Regions from separate parts of the Homo sapiens genome. Here regions 1, 2, 3, 4, 5 and 7 are each linked to region 6. The links are chromatin contacts, found by Hi-C or POLR2A ChIA-PET in ENCODE. All regions are on one chromosome and are shown on one strand. Each heading gives the region's core, a stretch centred on a gene start or an enhancer-like site at or near the end of the contact. The rest is flanking DNA. Distances are from core to core; before and after follow the strand shown.

What was found. A loop is a pair of places that touch in the nucleus more often than their neighbours do. ChIA-PET counts read pairs that join two places held with the same protein, here RNA polymerase II (POLR2A). Pooled maps may share reads with other maps.
Region 1: a loop to region 6 is called in a pooled map, with 4 times the contacts of the local background. The contact joins the promoter of LINC02574 here to the promoter of SLC9A1 in region 6. A Hi-C loop is called at or near these places in 6 of 50 pooled maps. POLR2A ChIA-PET finds 5 or more read pairs at or near these places in 4 of 52 experiments (A673, CD4-positive, alpha-beta T cell, Panc1 and 1 more).
Region 2: a loop to region 6 is called in a pooled map, with 5 times the contacts of the local background. The contact joins the promoter of GPN2 here to the promoter of SLC9A1 in region 6. A Hi-C loop is called at or near these places in 6 of 50 pooled maps. POLR2A ChIA-PET finds 5 or more read pairs at or near these places in 7 of 52 experiments (GM10248, GM12878, H1 and 4 more).
Region 3: a map of naive thymus-derived CD4-positive, alpha-beta T cell shows a loop between it and region 6 (22-fold over the local background). The contact joins the promoter of SFN here to the promoter of SLC9A1 in region 6. A Hi-C loop is called at or near these places in 2 of 168 maps with a recorded cell type or tissue (breast epithelium and naive thymus-derived CD4-positive, alpha-beta T cell) and 7 of 50 pooled maps. POLR2A ChIA-PET finds 5 or more read pairs at or near these places in 4 of 52 experiments (GM12878, PC-9, T-cell and 1 more).
Region 4: a pooled map shows a loop between it and region 6 (3-fold over the local background). The contact joins the enhancer-like site here to the promoter of SLC9A1 in region 6. A Hi-C loop is called at or near these places in 7 of 50 pooled maps. POLR2A ChIA-PET finds 5 or more read pairs at or near these places in 4 of 52 experiments (A673, H1, K562 and 1 more).
Region 5: a pooled map shows a loop between it and region 6 (2.6-fold over the local background). The contact joins the enhancer-like site here to the promoter of SLC9A1 in region 6. A Hi-C loop is called at or near these places in 2 of 50 pooled maps. POLR2A ChIA-PET finds 5 or more read pairs at or near these places in 3 of 52 experiments (GM12878, T-cell and WTC11).
Region 7: a loop to region 6 is called in a pooled map, with 5 times the contacts of the local background. The contact joins the promoter of AHDC1 here to the promoter of SLC9A1 in region 6. A Hi-C loop is called at or near these places in 8 of 50 pooled maps. POLR2A ChIA-PET finds 5 or more read pairs at or near these places in 6 of 52 experiments (AG04449, K562, activated B cell and 3 more).

The regions. Positions count from the first base shown.
Region 1 is chr1:27,661,102-27,664,205 of GRCh38, reverse strand. LINC02574 (long intergenic non-protein coding RNA 2574) reads left to right here and starts at 1,484. Exons shown (of 2, transcript NR_151722.1): 1 at 1,484-1,529. RefSeq lists enhancers at 837-1,352, 1,422-1,631, 1,353-1,868.
Region 2 is chr1:26,888,622-26,891,699 of GRCh38, reverse strand. GPN2 (GPN-loop GTPase 2) reads left to right here and starts at 1,417. Exons shown (of 5, transcript NM_018066.4): 1 at 1,417-2,014; 2 at 2,575-2,731. The coding sequence starts at 1,604. GPATCH3 (G-patch domain containing 3) reads left to right here. Exons shown (of 7, transcript NM_022078.3): 7 at 474-1,212. The coding sequence ends at 690. RefSeq lists enhancers at 1,074-1,343, 1,854-2,023, 1,379-2,256.
Region 3 is chr1:26,861,806-26,864,772 of GRCh38, reverse strand. It overlaps SFN (stratifin), which reads right to left and starts at 1,624. Exons shown (of 1, transcript NM_006142.5): 1 at 317-1,624. The coding sequence starts at 1,560. The coding sequence ends at 814. RefSeq lists an enhancer at 1,060-1,939 and a silencer at 1,809-1,958.
Region 4 is chr1:27,555,864-27,558,811 of GRCh38, reverse strand. It overlaps AHDC1 (AT-hook DNA binding motif containing 1), which reads left to right. Exons shown (of 9, transcript NM_001371928.1): 4 at 1-106; 5 at 282-507. Among named protein-coding and RNA genes, the nearest start is that of AHDC1, 47 kb to the left of the region's middle. RefSeq lists enhancers at 1,241-1,330, 2,842-2,948. Within about 2 kb of position 1,416, at least 32 of the 41 ENCODE cell types and tissues checked have a DNase peak (open chromatin) inside an H3K27ac peak, as active enhancers do; they include A673, where a contact is called at or near this core.
Region 5 is chr1:27,630,335-27,633,451 of GRCh38, reverse strand. All of the region lies in intron 1 of FGR (FGR proto-oncogene, Src family tyrosine kinase), which reads left to right. Among named protein-coding and RNA genes, the nearest start is that of FGR, 3.3 kb to the left of the region's middle. RefSeq lists enhancers at 772-821, 1,222-1,361, 1,492-1,541, 1,050-1,550. Within about 2 kb of position 1,756, at least 25 of the 41 ENCODE cell types and tissues checked have a DNase peak (open chromatin) inside an H3K27ac peak, as active enhancers do; they include GM12878, where a contact is called at or near this core.
Region 6 is chr1:27,153,804-27,156,648 of GRCh38, reverse strand. It overlaps SLC9A1 (solute carrier family 9 member A1), which reads left to right and starts at 1,524. Exons shown (of 12, transcript NM_003047.5): 1 at 1,524-2,666. The coding sequence starts at 2,315. RefSeq lists an enhancer at 130-629 and a silencer at 1,575-1,804.
Region 7 is chr1:27,602,792-27,605,822 of GRCh38, reverse strand. It overlaps AHDC1 (AT-hook DNA binding motif containing 1), which reads left to right and starts at 1,679. Exons shown (of 9, transcript NM_001371928.1): 1 at 1,679-1,717; 2 at 1,960-2,095; 3 at 2,329-2,426. RefSeq lists silencers at 1,335-1,874, 2,425-2,504 and an enhancer at 2,988-3,031.

The DNA of each region.
Region 1 (3,104 bases), core at 235-2,734, 510 kb before region 6:
GAGACGGGGTTTCACCATGTTGGCTAGGCTGGTCTCGAACTCCTGACCTCAAGTGATCTGCCCACCTCGACCTCCAAAAGTGCAGGGATTACAGGCGTGATCCACTGCACTCGGCCTTCTTTGTTTTCAAAACTAGGGCTGGGGGTGTTACATATTGTGGTCTCCAGGGCTTCCTCCTCTAAAACATCTGCTGAGCCTGAAGCGCATGCTTCTGAGTCCCCTCAGCCTTGTCAGATCCTGGCTTTCTGAGGATGAATTTTATTTTTGGAAGCAGCCAAAAGCCACTCTGTAGTGCCAACTTTGGTGACTAAAGTGGGTGACGGTGCGGGGCGATACCATGTTTGGTCACAAATGAGGGTAACTAGAAACTAGCAGGGCTTGTCTCTACTAAAAATACAAAAATTAGCCGGGTGTGGTGGCGGGCGCCTGTAGTCCCAGTTACTCGGGAGGCTGAGGCAGGAGAATCGCTTGAACCCAGGAGGTGGAGGTTGCAGTGAGCCAAGATCACCCCATTGCACTCCAGCCTGGGCGACAGAGTGAGACTCCGTCTCCAAAAAAAAAAAAAAAAAGAGTCCAAAAATAGATCCCATCTCTGACTGCCAATGTAGAGGTTCTCTGTCCTCATCACTTTTCTCTGGACCTGTTTCCCAGATTGTAAAATGGGGAAGGGAAGGAGTTGAACTCTCGTCCAGACCTAGAATGTCTTTCTCCAGTGCTCAAGTTAGGAGCGTCTTGCTCTTAAATAAAATACTTTAGGGATTTCCTTGTTCTTTAAGGGCCTTCCAGGTCCCCCATACCCTTGAATCACCACTCTCCCGGCAGGGGCTCTCACAATTTCATGGTGCTATGTGCGGATCTGACCACCAGGTGGCAGTACAGTCCTATCTTGGACTCCATCAGCCCTCATCAGCCTTTAGCAGCTCCACGATTACCAACAGCCCTCTCTGGGGCAGGCAACCAGGGTTAAATAGAGACGGAAATGAATAGACCTCGCCCCTGCTCAGCAGCAGGAGCTACTGAAGCTCACAAGAGTGGTCCATCAGAGAATCCCTCCAGGGCCCACCTCCTCTTCCCTTCAAGTCCTCAGTCCTACAACTTGGGGATCTCCAAACTCCTGTAGTCAGGTCTCACCTCCAGGCTCACTGCCTGCGCTCCCAGACCCAAGTCACAAGGATGAAAGTTAACGAGAGGAGCACACCACACGCACTTCTTGGCTGGGCAGCAGAGGGGGATGCTGGGAACTGGGCATCACTAGATTCTGCCTGGAAAGGGGGGTCTGGGCCAGCCGAGGGTCTGGGGCAACAGTAGCTGGAGGCTGCCGAGGCAGGGGAGGCCTGTGGCTTCCTGTGAAGAACAGAGGAGCCACTTCCTTTAAGCAGATGGCTGGGGGAGGGGTGGAAGATGAGGGAGCATAGGCTTCCTGGCTTAGCGGGCGGAAAAGGGGTCCCAGGAAGGCCCCATGAACAGGTCCAGAGCAGCCTTCTCTTTCCCTCTTTCTGGGTCTCCATGGAACAGACAGCTGAGACAAGGTAAGGTCACACTTGTGAAGTTCTGTGCCGTGAAGCCACAGAAAGGATAGTCAGGTTAGGGAACAGGCTCATCTGTAGAGGCCAGTAAAGAAATGGAGCCTTGGTTATTCCAAAAAGCAAGTCCAAGCACCTACCCCCCAGTATCCAAGTCCCAGTCCCCAGCCTCAGAACCCAGTCCCAGAAATCCAGCCCCCATTTCCCCGCTCCAAGCACCAGTTCCCAGAGAAACGTCCAGTGCCAAGTCAGAAGCTGGCAGAGGCCCACTGGTTCATTATCTGTGTGAACAAATGGCATGGGCCCACAGGAGAGATTTTTTTTTTTTTTTGAGACAGGGTCTTGCTCTGTCGCCCAGGCTGGAGTGCAGTAGCACAATCACGGCTCACTGCAGCCTTGACCTCCTGGGCTCAAGTGATCCTCCCACCTTAGCCTCCCAATTGGGACCACAGGCATGGACCACCACATCCAGCTAGTTTTTTTTTTTTTTTTTTTTTTTTAGATGGAGTTTCGCTCTGTCACCCAGGCTGGAGGGCAATGGTGCAATGGTGCGATCTCGGCTCACTGCAACCTCCACCTCCCGGGTTCAAGCGAGTCTCCTGCCTCAGCCTCCCGAGTAGCTGGGATTACTGGTGCGTGCCACCATGCCCGGCTAATATTTGTATGTTTAGTAGCTACGGGGTTTCGCCATGTTGGCCAGGCTGGTCTTGAACTCCTGACTTTAGGTGATCTGCCTGCCTCAGCCTGACCACAAATTCTTGATGAACCAGTAGAGCTTGCCTCCCAGCACCCACAGCTACCAGGGCACAGCGTGGTTTAACTGCTCCAGGTTCTGATCTGCAGAAGGGGTAGGGGTCTTCACTCAGCCATGATCACTATCCTTGGAACCCACCAAACTAAGCCCATTTCTCCTTCAGTCTTTCACACTTGGGCCAAAGACACCTCCAGGCATGCCGGTGCCTAGGCCAGACACCTTCCCAAAGGCTTTTCCCCCTAACTTTTCAGTGATGGCTCCTTCTGCACTCTTTGGTCTTCACTCAAATGTCACCTCCTCAGAGAAGCCCTCCCTGACCACCTACTTTAAAATTGCCTCCTTGTTTCTCTCTACCATAGTAATTGCCAACTTGTCTGCCCCTTGGAATCATCTGAGAGCTTAAAATTGTATGGATACCTGTGTCTCACTCACGGTGTGGGAACAGCTTGCTCTCCATGTCACTCTTTTAATTTTCTGTATAAAGCCAGTAAAGACATAGAGTCTTGGTGACTCCAAGAAGTAGGCCCGGGTACCCAACCCCAAGTACCCAAGTCCCAGTCCTCAGCCTCAGAGCCCAGCTCCAAACACCCAGGTCCAAAGTTTTACATATATTAACTCTTTTCATCCTTACAATAATTCTCTCGGGTGTTCTTAGGATCCGCATTTTACAGATGAAGAGATCAAGGTACAGAGAGGTTAAATAATTTCCCTAAGGCAAGCAGCTAGCAAGTGACAGGACAAGGATTTGAACCCAGAGAGTCTGCCTCTGTAGAACAGTGCCTGGCATCTAGAGGGGCTCAATAAATAATTGTCCAATGAATGAATGA
Region 2 (3,078 bases), core at 168-2,667, 260 kb after region 6:
TGGCATGCGCCTGTAGTCCCAGCTACTCTGGAGGCTGAGGCAGGAGAATCGCTTGAACCCAGGAGGTGGAGGTTGCAGTGAGCCGAGATCACGCCATTACAATCCAGCCTGGGTGACATAGTGAGACCCCATCTCAGAAATAAATAAATAAATAAAGTAAATCTGACTTTTTTTTTTTTTTTAAAGAGTAAGCCCTAAGGCTTAACAAGATCATTCATACCCTTTGTTGGAGGAGTTTGGACTTGATGGTTACTATTAGGAAGTCTGTAGTGACAGAATGAAAATTTTATATGAGGCCCCTTCTTGCTGGCACTGTCAATGGATAGATAAGAGGGCTGGAGAACAAAGACCCAGATTTAAAGCCTCTGTCTTTGGACAAACCAGATATGTAGTAACTACTTCCCCGTCCTCTCCCAACCCCTTTAACTGGAGTTTGAGAGCAGCCTTCTCACTGAGAGCCCGTTTTTATCCAGGTACCATGGAGAGAAGCTACAGCCATTTGGGCAACTGAAGAGGCCCCGTAGAAATGGCTTGGGGCTCATCTCCACCATCTATGATGAGCCTCTACCCCAAGACCAGACGGAGTCACTGCTCCGCCGCCAGCCACCCACCAGCATGAAGTTTCGGACAGACATGGCCTTTGTGAGGGGTTCCAGTTGTGCTTCAGACAGCCCCTCATTGCCTGACTGACCGGGTTGGGGGCTTCCTTTCATAGCTACATGATGAAAACCCTCTGCCCTGGCCTCATCTACCACTGAAGCAGAAAGGAGTCTGGGAGCAGCAGTCTTCGTGGCTGGTTCAGGGTGTTTTGTTCCGAGCCTGCCTGCCTGCCGGTTCTATACCTCAGGGGCATTTTTACAAAAAGCCCCCTCCCGTCCCCTCCCCTTGGATATTAGGGGTAACGACCGCTTGTCTTTGGTCTCTAACCCTAATCTCTGGGCTTGCCCTTTGCCTCCTGCAGAACTTTGAAAAGCTGGGTTGAGTGAGGCTATCAGCACAGCCTTCCTTGGGGACTCTGAAGGTGTCCCCACGAAGGCCAGAAAGGGGGAAAGGGACCTGGGCGAGGAGAGGATTTGTGGTGCTTGGAAGAGCCGGCCTTGGGTGGGCCCTCCACCGCCTCTACCCTCACTGGGTGGGACTGCCAGCGGAGAGTCCGCGGGAGGTGGCTTGGGTGTGCGACGTCACGGAAGAATAAAGACGTTTACTACTGGAGCTCCCTTACTTTTCTAATTCGAGTCTGAAGGTTAGAGAAATTCCGAGAGCGATTTTCCCGCAAAGACCCCACATTCGACCCACTACCCGCGAGAGAAATGCGGCTGCGCCGCCCGCCCCTCGGCGTCTAGCTTCGTCCCCGCCGTGAGGGCGGGACTTCCTCTCGTTGGCTCGCCGTTTCCGACGCTGTCCGGAAGTCGAGTTAGTCTAGTTAGTATCGGCCTGTTATCTCCTTTTGCGCGACACGGTCTCAGCTGTTCCGCCTGAGGCGAGTGACGCTGGCCGCCAACGAGGTATACGTACTGGGACCCTCGCCCTCAGTCTCGTCTCCGGCGCGGCTACCTGCCCCGTTTTCCCTGTGAGTTGACCTGCTCCGGGCCGCGGGCCGCCAATGGCAGGGGCCGCTCCGACCACGGCCTTCGGGCAGGCGGTGATCGGCCCGCCGGGCTCAGGGAAGACCACGTACTGCCTGGGCATGAGTGAGTTCCTGCGCGCGCTGGGCCGGCGCGTGGCGGTGGTGAACCTGGACCCGGCCAACGAGGGGCTGCCGTACGAGTGTGCCGTGGACGTGGGCGAGCTGGTGGGGCTGGGCGACGTGATGGACGCGCTGCGCCTGGGGCCCAACGGCGGCCTGCTCTACTGCATGGAGTACCTGGAAGCCAACCTGGACTGGCTGCGTGCCAAGCTCGACCCCCTCCGCGGCCACTACTTCCTCTTCGACTGCCCAGGCCAGGTGGAGCTCTGCACGCATCACGGCGCCTTGCGCAGCATCTTCTCCCAAATGGCGCAGTGGGACCTCAGGGTGCGTCTCAGGGCGGGGAGGCCCATTTTGCGGATGGAGTAACTGAGACAGGGAGGACAGACGCCACGCCCCCATGTCACACAGGGAGGTAGGGGCTGGGTCGCTTTGGAGTAAAACAGGCATGAGTTCAGAATCTGGCTCTGCTACTGACTGGCTGTGTGGTGTTGATAAGTCAGTTCATCACTCTGAACCTCAGTTTCCTCACGTGTAAAATGTGTTAGTAGCCAACTTGGCGATTTTGGAAGTATGGAAGGGGTTAATGTCGAAAGTGGCATGGAGATTGTTGTAAATTGGTGGGCAAAAGTAAATGAAAGAGTGGAGTCAGATGCCATGGGATTTAAACCCCTTGCCCACTGGGAGGCTCAGTGCAAGACCTCTTGTAAGAAAAAAAAAATGACTCCTATTTCCTGGGAGAAGGAAACCAGGGTGGTTATTAGAAAGAAACAGAGGCAGGAGACTAATGGGGAAAGCTTCCCCTCTGTCCTCAAGCCCTCATTCTCATGAGGGAATGCTGATCCCTGTTTCTCCAGGCCACTCTCACCCTGTCTATTCCCTCCCAGCTGACTGCCGTCCACCTCGTGGATTCTCACTACTGCACAGACCCTGCCAAGTTCATTTCAGTACTGTGTACCTCCCTGGCCACCATGCTGCACGTGGAACTGCCCCACATCAACCTCCTTTCCAAGATGGACCTCATTGAGCATTATGGGAAGCTGGGTAAGAGCTTCTGTTCCAGGCGAAGAGCAGGGCAGCAGCTGGGCTAGAATGAAGCAGACATCTCAGCTGAAGGTAGCTGCCTCTGGTGCCTTGCGTGGTCTGGTGATAGTAGCCACAGGCAGGTTCTAACTCCTGCCCATTTATTTTGTGCCACTCTGTGCTAGTTACCGTTGTAGATTTTGGAGACAAGAGAGCTACAGATGGTGTTAGGTGTTACAAAGGAATTAAAGTGATACGACAGTGAATATTTGGGAGTGAAGTGAGTGAGCTTTGGAGTAAAACAGGCATGAGTTTAAATTCTGGATCTGCCACTGAATCATCGTGTGGTCTGGGTAAGTCAGTTCATC
Region 3 (2,967 bases), core at 375-2,874, 290 kb after region 6:
ATTTCCTGCCCCGCTCCACCAGAGCTCGTCAGCCTCCCGCGCCGTGGCTCCCACTCACCTCCCCTCAGCCCGGCAGAGGAGCCACGGCGCCTCCTGTGGGTTCACCCGACCCTCCCGGTCCCGTCCAGTTTGACTGGGGCCGCCGTGATGGAGAGAGCCGGACCCCGGCCTCACCTGGACTCAAAGTCTTGCGTGCGGGCCACTGAGCCACCTAGGGAGTTCAGGGCCCTAACTCAGAGGTCCAAAGTCAGGGTCTCTAAGTCAGATTCCAGTCCCACTCCCAGCCCATCGCCAAGAACTGGAAGAGAGACAGGAGGAGTGTCACAGGGGAACTTTATTGAGAGGAAACATGGTCACACCCAGCAGACATGCTTTCCCTCAATCTCGGTCTTGCACTGGCGCGCGCGCACACACACACACACACACACACACACACACACACCCATCTCCAGCCCCTGCCACTGTCCAGTTCTCAGCCACAAGGCGGGACACTCCTCAATTCCTACGATCAGAGGCAGCAGGGGCAGGAGGGAGGCAAGAGGAGGGGAGAAGTAGCCTGGTCCTGGGGTCGGGAGGAAGCGGGTGCGGAGAGCAGGGGTGGGGGCATGACCAGTGGTTAGGTGCGCTCAACAGCTGCAAGAAGAGTGGGATCCCCAGCCCCAGGTGGCCTCAGCTCTGCCAGTCCCTCTCCACGGAGCCCTTTGGAGCAAGAACAGCGCCTAGGGGAGAAGGGTGGGGCCTCCCACCCCATACTAGTCCTCTCGGCAGGGTGGGGGACTGGAGGGGGCAGGGCGGGGCGGTGGCGGGCAACACTCAGCTCTGGGGCTCCTGGGGAGCCTCGCCCCCCTCTTCCCCGGCGTTGTCGGCCGTCCACAGTGTCAGGTTGTCTCGCAGCAGCTGCATGATGAGGGTGCTGTCTTTGTAGGAGTCCTCGCTGAGGGTGTGCAGATCAGCCATGGCCTCGTCGAAAGTGGTCTTGGCCAGAGAGATGGCCTCCTCGGGGCTGTTGGCGATCTCGTAGTGGAAGACGGAAAAGTTCAGGGCCAGGCCCAGGCGGATGGGGTTGGTGGGCGGCATCTCCTTCTTGCTGATGTCCATGGCCTCCTGGTAGGCTGACCGGGCTGAGTCAATGATGCGCTTCTTGTCGTCACCGGTGGCCACCTCGGCCAGGTAGCGGTAGTAGTCACCCTTCATCTTCAGGTAGAAGACCCGGCTCTCGGCGTCCCCGGCCTCCTTGATGAGGTGGCTGTCCAGCAGGCCCAGCACGGTGTCGCACACGCCCTGGAGCTCAGTCTCCACCTTCTCCCGGTACTCACGCACCTCGGGCCCCTTCTCCTCCGAGCCCTCCTCGTTGCTTTTCTGCTCAATACTGGACAGCACCCTCCAGGCAGCCCTCTGGCCGCCCACCACGTTCTTATAGGCTACTGAGAGCAGGTTTCGCTCTTCGCAGGAGAGCTCCTCGCCCTTCTCCACGGCGCCTTTCATGAAGGCTGCCATGTCCTCATAGCGTTCGGCCTGCTCTGCCAGCTTGGCCTTCTGGATCAGACTGGCTCTCTCCATGGCTCTGGGGACACACAGGCGGGCGGCGGGCTAACTGCTGCCTGGGACCAATGCCGGACTCTGTGTCTCTCCTGCTCTTGGCCTGCCTTTTGGCTGGGTGGCCAGGCCCAGAGAAGGGTGGGGAGGAGCAGGGGGCGGGACCAGGGCCCAAGACCTGCCTCCCTCTCCTCTCTTCCCCACACCCTTTCCGGCTCTGCAGTAAAGGTAAAAAGGCTGGGATGTGGGGGTGAATCATCAGAACAGTCAGCAGGAGAAATCTGGGCGTGGGCCCCACCTGCACTGGCACCTTTCCAGGCTCCAGGCTGCCCCCTCTTGTTCGGGGCTGGCATCACATGGCTGCCCACATCAGGAAACGGCTTCTCAAATCAGATCCACTTTCACAGTGCCCTTCCAGGGGCTAAGGACGGCTTTAGCCCCTGGCTGCTTCAGCCTCGACAGAGCCCATAAAGGTTCAGGAGGATGGGGTTCCTAATCCTGCCAGGTAACTTCCCCCCTTGGTTCAGGTGAGGATAACTCATGTTTAGGTAGGGCCATGGAGTTTCCCAAGCACTTTCATATTCACGATCGAATTTAATCCCCACCATGTCTCTGTGACACACACAGGACCATAGAGATGGGAACACTAAGTCTCAGAGAGGGGTGAGATTTGCTCAAAGTCACATAGCCACCAATTCCCTGAAACTCCTTTCTGCACCCTCTTCCTTTAGCTTTTCTCCCATTGAGGCCTCTGACCTATGAGCTCCAGACTGTGTTTGGAAGTGAGATCCAGGCTCCTTCTCAGTCTACCTGAAGATGGTTCCATCCTCCAGGCCTCATTCCCCCTCAGGGTCCCCTCTGAGCTCCCAGAATGCGCAGGTGGCAGCTTTCAGAGTGCCGCTTAATGAAGTGTTTAACAAGCAGCCTCTGAAGCTCCAGCCCAGCCTTTGTAATTAGTCACCCAGTAGGTTTGTTGGACACATTTCCCATCACTACACAATTTTCCCTTTCAAGTTGGTGGCCTGTTGCCACTTGTTTGAGGATTTACCCTCTGGCCCTCCACGCCAGGTCACCTGCCCTCTCCAAGCCACATGCCATCAGGTACCAGCGGGGCTCACAGAGGGTGGGGTCCAGCTCCCCGGCTGTCCCACTTTCCTGCCTGACTCAGACTGCTCTCTGTCTGAGGCTGGGAAGCAGTCCAGTTTGATCCCCCAGGGGGGACGCTAGCAACCTGGGGAGAGAGAGGACTGAGAAAGGGAGGTGGCAGTGACACATACCATTCTGTTTTATGGGGCAGCAATTCCAGCTACGTGATGCCTCCCCCAGCCTGTTTCTCAGAAGTTTACTTGTTCTTTCCTTTTTTTTTTTTTTAAATAGAGAGCAGATCTCACTACATTGCCCAGGCAGGTCTCAAACTCCTGGGCTCAAGCG
Region 4 (2,948 bases), core at 167-2,666, 400 kb before region 6:
CCCCGAGTGCGGGGCGACGCTCAGGCCGTTGCAGAGACCACCCTGGAGATGCTGATGAAGACAGGCCTTTCCTGCTGAGCCCAGCCTATCTTCGCAGCCTGCTCAGGTAACAGTGTGCAGGGAAGTCAGGCTTGGGCCTGGGCCACCCCCAGGAAGTGGGGATCAGGGGAACTTGCCTCCCAGTCCCAACAGGGATCCCCTCCCAGCTTAGGTCAAAAAGAGCTTCTTTACAGAATCAAAACATATTAACCCAACATTTACTCAAACTCCCCATTATCCAGAAAGGGGAACTGAGGCTCATGGATATACAGTGAGTCCTACCTCCTAGCCTGAGGACTCTTCCCTGCGCCTTGATGACCTGAGAGAACTGGGAGGAGAAAGGGGTTGTGACAATGACCAGGACTCAGGGCAGAGGTGGAAACCAGAGTGCCTGATGTGTGCAGCTGCTGACCCCCCCAGGACACCTCTCTACCGGAGTCTGTGGAAGCAGAGAACTGGGAGGCCAAGGTGAGGTGCTGGGAGGGCCTGGGTAGCCCAGGTATGCTAAGGTGCCCTTGCAGGACAGGGAGGGGGCGGGGGCAGTGGCAGGACCCACCTCCCTACTCCTGGCCCAGGTTAGCCCACCCAGGCTCAGGAGCTGCAGAGCCAGGTGAAGCTGCCCTGCCCTGCAGAGGCAACTCCCTGAACTGACACATGAAGCCTGCGGCTCCAGGAAGCTCCCTAGAGCTGAGCCTGCCTGGGGACCCCACCCTACTTCCAAAGGAGCATTCCTGGGGCCTGAGGTCTGGGGGTGGAGTCTCCTGGGATTGTAAGGGTGGGGAGGTACAGCTGTGGGAGGATGCGAGGCTGTGTGTATCCGAATGTAAATGTACAGGGCACTCAAGCTTGTGTGCAAGCAGGTGTGTGTGGAAGGCTCTGTCCTTCCGTGCACATGGGGTAATATACAAGAGTTGTGTAAGTGGACTGGGCTGGGGAGCGTTCAAGGGCTGTGTATGTGGTACCCGGAAGTATGAATATGCAGGATTCTGGGTGTGTACTGGGCAGGTGTGGGGATACTGTGTGTGCCACACTGGATGTCATGTGTGCAAGGGTGCTAGTGTACACTGGAGAGATGTGTGTATAGACAAGATCTGAATACACTGCGATGGTACGGTGTATGCACACGGGGATCTGTGTGTACACTGGCTAAGTGTGTGCTCAGGGTTCTGGGTGCACAGTGGGAGTGATGTGCACATGTGGCTCCATTTGTGCTTTGGAGGTGGGTTGGGCAAGCCTTGAGCTGAGCTGGGCTCAGCAGTGCCCAGCCTTGTGGCCAAATTGCTGAAGTCACTTCCTTTCCAGCAGCAACTTTCCAGGAGGAGGAGTTCTTCAGACCTGGGCGGGGAGCGGGGGGGCGTGGAACAAGGAGCTCTCTGGGGAAGGAGGTGGGCGGGGGTGAGAGGCTGCAGGGAAGGCCTAGTGGGGCTGGAGGAGGGGAGTCCTCCGGGAGACAGAAGGAAAGACAAGGACGGGAGTCTGGAAGGGCCAAGGGCAGGAGGGGAGGGGGGCGGAGCAGGGCGGGAAGCTTAGTCCCTGGGTGACCTCGGAGGGAGGAAGGGAGGGCCGCCGGCAGGGTGACCCTCGGGTCCAGCCAGAGCTGGCGGTGGCGCCCACACACCTGGCACCCAGGGCAGGGGGCTGGCAGGGGGCGGTTCTGGGGCAGACCTGCTTGCCAGGTGCCCTGTTCCAGGGAGGAAGGGGGTGGGCGAGGGTTGCACAAAGGAGCTCTGTGTGGCTGGGGGTAGGGTGGGGTGGGGTGTGCACTGCTGTGCTGTGCTGTGGGGGGGCCCTGATGGCCCCAGGGGGCGGGGCAGGGCCAGCTCCCCTTGGGGGCATCAGTGGCTCCAAGGGGACACCTAGTGGCGAGGGAGAGTAGTGCATCTAGTTGGATGGCTGTTGGTGGGAGGTGGTGACTAGAAGCTGAGAGGAGGATAGATTAGAAGTCAAAAATTAGAACTGATGGTTGGGACTAGGACCGTTGTAGGAGGCTGCAGGGGAGGGCGCTGAATCTCTGGACACCAAAGAAGTTTGATTTACAGAAGCCCAACCTAAATTCAGACACCAGCTTAATTGAATGAGATGGCTGTTTGTTCTTAAGGGCATAACTTAACCTCTCTGTGCCTCTATTTAAATGATGCCAAATGAGTGACAGCTGCCATTATTATTGCCATCATTGTTATTTGTATTATGATATTGTGCCTGGGATCAGGTTGAAAGAAGATATTCAGGTGTTACTGTGTGGGCAGGTAGGCGGCTGAAGGGAAGGAGGTGGACAGAGGTGATGACTAGTCCCTGAGGGACAGATCCTGAGAGATAAGGCCCCTGGAGGAAAAGGGAGGTGATGGGAAGGTCTCAGAGCAGCAGTAATGGCCCCTTTGATGCAGTGTTTTCCATTTGAGGACATCCCAGGGCCTTCGAACCAGGCTGGGAGGGAAATGGTGGGGGAGGAGGAGTGTGCAAGCTGGAGAGAGGGTCATGAGGCCGGAAGTGAGAGCTGGGGCTGGCAGCCTGGCTCCCCTGGGGAGGCAGTGGGTGGGGGAGGGGAAGGAGGGCTGGGGAAGGGGTGGGGTGGTCACAGCCACAGCCGGGGAGGGTGGGGCTGGGGACTCAAGGATGTGGGCTGGCGCTTCCCGGCACTGTGCACAGCAGGTTGGGGCCCCCAGCCCCCTCCCAACCAGCTGGTGTCCCTATGGGCAAGCTCAGACACACTGACCCAACAGCAGACAGGCAGACAGAAGTACCCCTTTGACTTTGTCCACAGACCAGGGCTAGGTGGTACCCTTGGGAGGGGTCCAAGAGAATGGCCGCCGGGGTGTGGTGAGGAGGGGAGCCAGCTGTTTCCCTCAGATCCTGGAGGCTGCAAAAGAGAGCAGTGGCCAGCCTCAGGAGGCCTGGCAGGAGGACGTGCC
Region 5 (3,117 bases), core at 507-3,006, 480 kb before region 6:
GCAGAGTTAAAATCTGTCTCACACCCTCTCTGGTGCTGCATCCAGTTGGCCGCCCCTCGGGTGTGTACTCTCAGGGGCCCTGATGTCCTTGGCATCCTTCCGACTGTGGTGATGATGGGAGAGCAGGACCCTGTTCCCACTTCACAGATGGGAAGATGGAGGTTTGGGAGTTGGCAACCTGCAGGGCCAACAGTAGGGACCAGAATTCCAGGACATCTCGTCTCTGATGTAGCCTGAGCTGAGGCCTGAATCCTTACCTCATCCCTACCAAGTTTCATGTACCCTCCGGGGAGGAGGGTGTGGGGTTTAGGGGCTTCATGACTACTTCCTGTTCCAGTGAGTAGGTGCTCTCACACCCTCCTCCAGTGAGGGTGTGAGTGTTTGTATGTTTTGGGCTCTGAGTGAATGAGCATGAACCCTTGAGCATATGAGTGGATGTTTGGGTGATCTCTGCAGCCACCTGGGGCTGATGTGGCAAAGGAAGTGGCCAGACCTCAGGAGGCTGGGTAGGGAACCCCAGAGCTGGGGAAGTAGGGGCCAGGGCTCTTCCCACGCAGAGCAGACTGGGCTGACCTAAGGTGGGAAAAGGCAGGATGTCCCCCTCACCGCCCCACTCCCCTGAGGGACCAGGGAGGGGGCTTCCTGTCTGGCCACACTGTGAAATCTAGACTCCCATCCCTTGGCTGCCCCTGGACCCCCGCCCCCCGCCGCCATGGCTTCCATCTCCTGAAAATCCTGAGTCCCAGGCCAGATGGCATCTAAAGAGCTGTGTTTTAGAGGCTGGTGGGTGGTTTTCAGCAACAGGTGGAAAACCACTTTTACCCACAAGAAGTGGAAAAAACTGCTAATGGCCTCGGGACCACATGGAGGGTAAAGGCCACCCCCGATCCTGCACACACCTGGCCTCACCACGGTGGTGGTGGAGTCAGACAGGGTTGGGTGGGTATGTCTTCTTCAGGAGGCAGTTTCGAGGCCTCAAGAAAGGATGGTGTGAGATGAAAGGGGGTTAATGAAGGCAGGGCACGGTGGCTCACGCCTGTAATCCCAGCACTTTAGGAGGCCGAGGTGGGTGGATCACCTGAGGTCAGAAGTTCAAGAACAGCCTGGCCAACATGACTAAACCCCATCTCTACTAAAAATACAAAAATTTAGCTGGGCATGGTGGCAGACGCCTGTAATCCCAGCTACTCAGGAGGCTGAGGCAGGAGAATTGCTTGAACCCGGGAGGCAGAGGTTGCAGTGAGCCGAGATCGAACCATCGCATTCCAGCCTTGGCGACAGAATGAGACACTGTTTCAAAAAAAAAAAAAAGAAGAAGAAGAAGAAGAAGAACAAAGAAAGAAAGAAAGGGAGTTAATGAGCAGTGGGGGCCTCAGCAAAGGCACTGGCATTCAGCCAGGTGGAGGGTCTCGGTGAGAGGACTGAGGGTGAGGGATGGAAGCCCGCCCGGTCTGAGGGATAGGGCCTAGTGAGAGATGCGGCACAGTGGGATGGGAGTCACCTGCAGACCTCAGCCTTGCTCCCTGACCCTCCAGCCCTGGCCTGCCCCCGGCCAGCCCAGAGCCTGGAGGAGAAGCCGGAACTCTTGCAGGATGGTGGTTTCCTGCCCCTGCCCAAAGTCCCGGTTCCCTTTTGATGAAATCCCCCAGGCGGCTGGGCCAGCTCAGCCCTCTCACCTCACCCTGGGAACTTCTCTTTCTTCTCAGCCCTGCCCAGTTCTGTACCCTCTGGTCCCACACCGTCACTGCCACGGAGGACCTTCCTCAAGGGAAAGGAGGGAAGTGAAAGTTCACTGGGCACTTACTGTATGTCTGATGCTTTCAGTGATGTGACCCCATTTGATGCTGAGAAGCAACCCCAGGAGGTGGACATTTGTATTCTTATTTTATAGGCAAAGATGCTGCCGCTCAGGGAGATGAACTGACTTGCCCAATGCCTTAAGCTAGTTGTCAGGCAGGCTAGAATTTGAGCCTAAATCTGCCTCTAGATCCCACAGATACTTGGTGAGGGTTGCGGGGGCAGGACATCCTGTGTCTACATCAAAGAACTGGCATAGCTTTGGGAAGTGTGGGCCTCGAAAAAGGATGGGTGGACCTGGGGTTCCTATGTCCAGCAGTAGGGGTGAGTGGGAGGCAGGGTCCCTCCCTGCTGGGTGACCAGCTGCCATATGACAGGGGTGGTGTGTTCGACCGGAAGTATGACATTCACTAGTTAGGAACAGCATGATCTCCTGCTCAGGCTTTGGAGAACACAGCAGTGGGGGAGGGAACAGAACTCTGGACTTGAATTAATAGTCCTGACTTTGAATCCCTTGTCTGGCTGTGTGATCCTGGGAAAGTAACTTCCCCCTATGCAAAAGAGAAGGTGGAGTGGTAAATGGTCCCTGGGGGCCATTCTGGTTTTGGTTATTGGTCACACTTGGCCACTGCACATCGGGCAAGAGCCACATGTCATGAAGCCCTCACAACAACTACTCAGAAGGTGCAGATGCAACAACTAAGGCTCAGAGGCTTATGTCAAAGATCCAAGGTCATAGAGCTACTGAAGAATGGAGCTGGGGAGGGCCACAGGGCAGATGTTGAAGTGAGGAGCACTGCGGTCCAGGGTTGGACCTCAGTTTGATACTTGTAACCTGATTTTGACCCTGATGGGGATCTCGGAGGCGACTCCTGTAAACCAGATGTTCAAGAGACATATTTATAAACAGAACCAAGTGCCCAGAATGATGCTGTGGCTACTCTCTGAGCTGCCCCCTTTCTGGTATTAGCAGGCAGCGAAGTTCAGTGCTGAGAAAAGAGAGACCTGGCTTCTTCAGATTCAGCGACTGCCTGAGAAAATCTGGGCAGATATGGCTCTCTCTCTCTCTCTCCTGCGCCCCTCCCTCCCCCCACCTGCGCCCTGCCTGCTGTATCAAGGATTTAGAGCATGAGGCACAGGGCTGAGAACACTAGGTGCTCCTTAAGAGACACACGTTATTGCAGGGGTGTCCAATCTTTTGGCTTCCCTGGGCCGCATTGGAAGAAGAAAAATTGTCTTGAGCCACACATAAAATACACTAACACTAATGATAGCTGATGAGCTTTAAAAAATTGCAAAAAAGGCCGGGTGCAGTGGCTC
Region 6 (2,845 bases), core at 275-2,774:
CGCCACTGCGCCCGGCTAATTTTTTGTATTTTTAGTAGAGACCGGGTTTCACCGTGGTCTCGATCTCCTGACCTCGTGATCCGCCCGCCTCGGCCTCCCAAAGTGCTGGGATTACAGGCGTCAGCCACTACGCCCGGCCTAGACAATGGTATTTTAAAAAAGCTTTCCAGTGATTCCATTGTACAGCCATGATCCCTTGAACCTCACCAATTTCAACCAAACTATAGGTTCAAATTTAAGTTCCACTACTTAAAGCATGCCACTGTTGTGGGTTGAATTGTGTCCCGGCAAAAGAAGTTGAAGTCCTAATGCCCAGTGCCTATGAAGATGGACTAATTAGGATGCAGTCTTTGAAGATGTTCAGGTTAAGATGAGGTAATTACGTTGGATTTCTAATCCAATGACTGGTGTCCTTATAAAAAGGGGAAATCTGGCTGGGGGTTGTGGCTTACCCCTGTAATCCCAGCACTTTGGGAGGCCGAGGCGGGTGGATCACCTGAGGTCAGGAGTTCGAGACCAGCCTGACCAACATGGTGAAACCCCATCTCTACTAAAAATACAAAAATTAGCTGGACGTGGTGGTGGGTGCCAGTAATCCCAGCTACTCTGGAGGCTGAGGCAGGAGAATCGCTTGAATCCAGGAGGCAGAGGTTGCATTGAGCTGAGATGGCGCCACCGCACTCCAGCCTGGGCAACAAGAGCCAGACTCTATCTCAAAAAAAATAAAAATAAAAATAAAGTGTGGGCGGGGAATCTGGACGCAGAGACAGAGACACCAGGAGAACTCCATGGAATACCAGATAGTCCTAACAAACCACTGGAAGGTAGGAGAAAGGCATGGGACAGATTCTCCCTCATAGCTCTCAGCTGAAACCAACCCTGCCAACACCTAGATCCGACCTCCAGCCTCCAGAACTGTGAGACAATCAATTTCTGTTGTTGCAGCCACCCAGTTTGGGGTGATACTTTGTTACGGCAGCCCTAGTAAGCAATACAACTACTTGCATAGTAGCCAGGGGACTCTCTTCACCTGTTTCCTCATCTGTAAAAGTGGAATTGTAATAATGTGCCAGGGTGCATTCCAAATAGTTTACACGGATTGTCTCAGTCATTACATCATCCCTCTGACATAGTCACTATTACTGTCTCTACTTAACAGATGAGAAAGTTGTGAAACAGGTTAAGTAACTTGCTCAAGGTCACACGGTAACTAAATACATAAACTAATAATACATTCTTCACAGGATTATTCGAAAGCCCTTATGAGACTGCAGATGTGGACGTGAAATCGTTTTGTAAGTAGTCGGCATTTTACTCGCGTTAGTGAGGTTCTCTGTATATTCAGGACTTTTTTTTTTTTTTTTTTTTGTCATCTCTGACTCTCCTTCCTCTTCCTACGCGATACTTCTTTCCCTCGGCGACAGGGGCCGCTGCGCTGGGCGGGTGCCGACGGTCTCTCTAGCCCGCCGCACCGGCTGCTCGCTGGTGCCTATAAGTGACAGCGCCGGGCTCAGCTAGGCTTCAGTCTGCTGCCGCCGGGGCCGGGGCTAGGGTTAGTTCTGGAGCTGGACCAGGAGGAGCTGCAGCTGGGCCGGGGCGGAGCGCCGCGTCGCGCCAGGGCCGCGAGGAGGGGCGTGTTGCTGCTGGCCCACCGCGAGCCGCCCCCAGCCCGCGCCGAGGCGCCTTCCCGCCAGGCCGCCTGCCTTCCGCCTCTTTCCATTTCCCCGGAATCTCAGCCCGGCGCGCCTGGACCCCTGCCCCTCTCTGGGTGGAGAAGCTCCCGGCCGCTTCCCGGTTTCACTCCTTCTCAGCCTGGGCTCCCAGCCCCCTCTCTCCTTTTCCTGGACTGGCTCTCACCCCCTTCGGTCCCCTTCCTTTAGCTCAGGCTCCCTACCCCTTCCTTTAGCCCACAGCCCAGAGTCCCAGCTCCTCAGTCACTTTCCTCAGCCAAAGGTCCCAGCCTTCCTTCTTCCTTTCCTTTGCACTATCCCTATCCTGCCCCTTCCTCTATCCCTAGGGCTCAGTTTCCCACATCCGTCCTCCCCCTTCCCAGGCCCGGAGTTCCAGACCTTTTGGTCTCCTTTCGTGGTCGTTCCTGGGTCCTTGCCCCCTTTCCCCACTTTGGAGTTCCAGATTGCAAACCCAGCCTCCCTCCACCCCCAGAAAATTGCTTCCATGGAAATGCCTCTCTAAAACATGAACTTTTCCTAGAGACTACGCCAGTCTCTCTTCCCACTTGCTGACCCTTTGCTACCTATGTGCCCGGTTTTACTCTCATTTGGGTAAGGTCGAGGCTGGCTCTGGAAGCAGCACCATGGTTCTGCGGTCTGGCATCTGTGGCCTCTCTCCACATCGGATCTTCCCTTCCTTACTCGTGGTGGTTGCTTTGGTGGGGCTGCTGCCTGTTCTCAGGAGCCATGGCCTCCAGCTCAGCCCAACTGCCAGCACCATTCGAAGCTCAGAGCCACCACGAGAACGCTCGATTGGGGATGTCACCACCGCTCCACCGGAGGTCACCCCAGAGAGCCGCCCTGTTAATCATTCCGTCACTGATCATGGCATGAAGCCGCGCAAGGCCTTTCCAGTCCTGGGCATCGACTACACACACGTGCGCACCCCCTTCGAGATCTCCCTCTGGATCCTTCTGGCCTGCCTCATGAAGATAGGTAAGTCCCGTTTGCTCCGATGCTGCGGCCGCCACCAGACTGGTGAGCTTCTTGCCTCATCTCGCACCATTTGAGGCTGTCCAGGAGTAAGGATCTGAACTACCCCCATAAAGTAGGCAGTCTCCATCCTGCCACCTTGGTCCTTCTCAGGCTCCAGTTCTGTGGCTTCTGATCTGTGA
Region 7 (3,031 bases), core at 430-2,929, 450 kb before region 6:
AAGGAGAAGCTGCTCCAAGATGAGGGCCTCTCCAGTCGGTCATGGCAGCCCCATGATGCCAAATCAATAGTGTCCCGTTTAGAGCCCTAGACCTCTCCTATTACTGCTGCACACACCCTCTGCCAAGGGCCAATAGAGAGTGTTCCCCAGATCCCCTCTCTTGTCCTCTGGGGGTACTGGACTGCCATAGAGAAGGAGCTTGGAAGGAGTGAAGGTGTGGGGAAGATAGTGACCAGGGAGTTGCGGTTGGCAAAATGTCACCAGCTGCCTTTGTCACACACTGGCCAACACCCTGCAAGGCCAAAGGAAGAGTCAGAAACAGGTAGGCCAGAGACAAAGGCACTGCTCTAGGAACTTCAGACCTGGAGCAAGATAGACAAGGCCAGCAGACACAGGGTGTGGAACATCAGACACACAGATGAGGTGGTCCAGTGAGGTGGGACCGCCGCAGGGCCAGTCAGGGCCGGCGTTGGTAGACACCTAGGACACAGGACACGACAGCCACTATGCATTATTCATCTCCGTGTCCCTTGCAAGCCCTGCATACCTCAGTTAACATTTGTTGAAGTGCCAAGAAAGGACACACAGACACAGGGAGAGAAGGTCAGTTACAGAAATGGAGGGAGTCACAACTCCTTGTCATAGCCCAGGGGTTAAGCTTGTGGGGTTTGGAGTTAGTCAGACCCTGGTTCAAATCCAGCTGGGTTCAGCCACTTGCTAACTGGAGAACCTGGACCTCAGTGCCCCCATCTCTAAAATGGAAATAACAGCACTATTTTACCGCAGCAGTTCAGCCATCTCCGGGGGCGGTAACAAGGCCCCCAAGCAGCGCACATTCCCATCTGTGGGATAGGCTAGGCAGGGGCTGGAGAACACATGTGACCTGAAGAGGAGGTAGGTGAAAGTGCTGAGCCCAGCCCCCGGCCGCGGCAGGAGGTCAGCACCGTTCAATCTGAATCCTGCTTCCTGACACAACGCAAATGCTCAGCAGAATTCGGAAAAGGGTGTGTGTGTTCTATCTGCGGATTATCCAGGACTTTTGAGCCCTCGCCGCCCTTGGACATATAGGAAAGCTGGGAGTTGCAAGGGCGAAACCGAGGTCGGAGTTTGAGAGGAGGGGTCACTGAGTGAGGAAGCAGCGCTGGCTGGGTCTCCCCCGCTCCCCCGCCCCAGCAGCCCTCCCGCCATATATACTTGAGCTTTACTCAATAAGAAACCTTTTCAGAAAAGGATAACGTCCCCAGATTGAGAGAGCCGGTCCTCTCCTCTGCCCTCTCCCCCTCCCATTTAATTGGGACGCCCCAGAAAGTCGCAGCCCCTTTGGCTAATCCCCTGGTTCCCTATTCCACTCCCATTCCACTCTCAGACCCCGCCCCTTCACTCCCACCCGCAACCTCCGCTCGATCCAGAGCCCCCCGGTGGAGACAAGGAACACAGGGACCATTCTTAACCCTTGGGGAGGATCTTCGCCCGTTGGTAAACGAGGACGCGCTCCAGCCAGACGAGCCCCAGGCGCGGGGTCCCCGGGGCTCCTGGCCGCGCCGTCGGAGCAGCCGGCGCGGCCCCGCCCTCCCCGCGCGCGGAGCGGCCGGGGCGGGGACTACAAGTCCCGGCGTGCCGCGCGCGCGCTCCCCCCTGGGGTTCCGGATGGTGAGCGGCGAAGGTAAGGCGAGCTCGCAGAGGCAGCGGCGGCGGCGGCGGAGACGGAGAGAGGCAGGCAGGCAGGGCGAGGGCGAGAGACGGAGGGAGGGAGCGAGCGAGGCGGACCAGACAGACAGACAGGCGGGCGGGCGGGCAGAGCGAGCCACCCGCCAGGCTGCGCTCAGCCCCGCTCGCAGCGGAGAGAGCAGAAGGCAGGAGGAGGGAGGGGAGGAGGGGGAGGGAGGGAGAGAGGGAATCCAGCTACCACCACCCAAAGCCAGCGTCTGCTTTCTGTCCTCATTTCCTTTTCCCACCCAGCTTGGAGAGCAGAGAAAGGCAGAGAGAGCGAGAAATAGAGACAGTCTGAGAGACAGACAGACAGCCAGAGAGAGCGGGAGGGAGGAGGGCGGAGGAGGAGGAGCAGGAGGACTACGCGGGGCGCGTTCCCTCCCAGGTTTGCTATTGGGGGGGGTGGGGGCGGGGGTGTCCAGGGCTGGGAGAGTGTGTGCGCGGCGGGAGGGCGAGGGGGGCGCAGAGAGAGCGAAGGAGTGATCGAGGTGGGGGGGCGCCGCGGGAGCGGGGGGCCGTGTCCAGCGGAGTTAGCGGCGGAGAATGTGAGCCGAGGCGCGAGCCATGCTGTCAGCGACGGCGGGCGGCTCAGGGCTCCTCCACGACTCCTCTCCTCAGCAGCCGGGCGCCCGCGTCGCTGCCACCGCCGGAAGACAGACGTCCCCCAAAACCCCTCGCCTGGCTCGGACCCACGGAGCCGGCAGCCCAGCACTCCGGTGAGTGGCGCCTCCTCCCCAGCCCCAGACCCCCGCTGGGGACCGGCCGGCCAGGCTCTTTTGTGCAGCGCACGGGGGGGGCCTGCGTCCCCCGGTCCGGTCCGCTGGACCCGGTGGCTGCGGTGCCCGCGGTGCGATCGGTCTTTGTTTCCACCGGGGCCCGCGGCTCGGCTGGGCTCGGCTCGAAGCCTGGCAGGCAGCGCCGGGAAGGGGGAGGGGGAGGTGGACGGGGAGGGGGGGCGGGGAGGGGGGGTTCTCGGGTTTCCTGGCCGCCCCGCGGCTCCCCCGGCTCGGGGGCGAGGTGCGCGCCCAGCGCTGCCGCGCGCCCCCTCCTCCTTCCCCCTCCCTCCGCCTTTGGATTTAAAACTGCAATTTGCTCTCCAGCTTGCTGAGAATGTGGGGGGGGGGGGAATGAAGGGGGGACCGTGGGAGCGGAGAACAAGGCTGGATTTTAGGATCGGCGCTGGGAAAAGGGGAGACTGCGGAGGGAGGAGCCCCTCCCCTCCAACCCCCAAATCCCTAGGATCCACTGGCTCTCGGGGAGTTGAGGGGCGGGGACCTAATGACCCGGAGGGGGTGTGGGGCGGAGGAGGGATTTGGGGGCG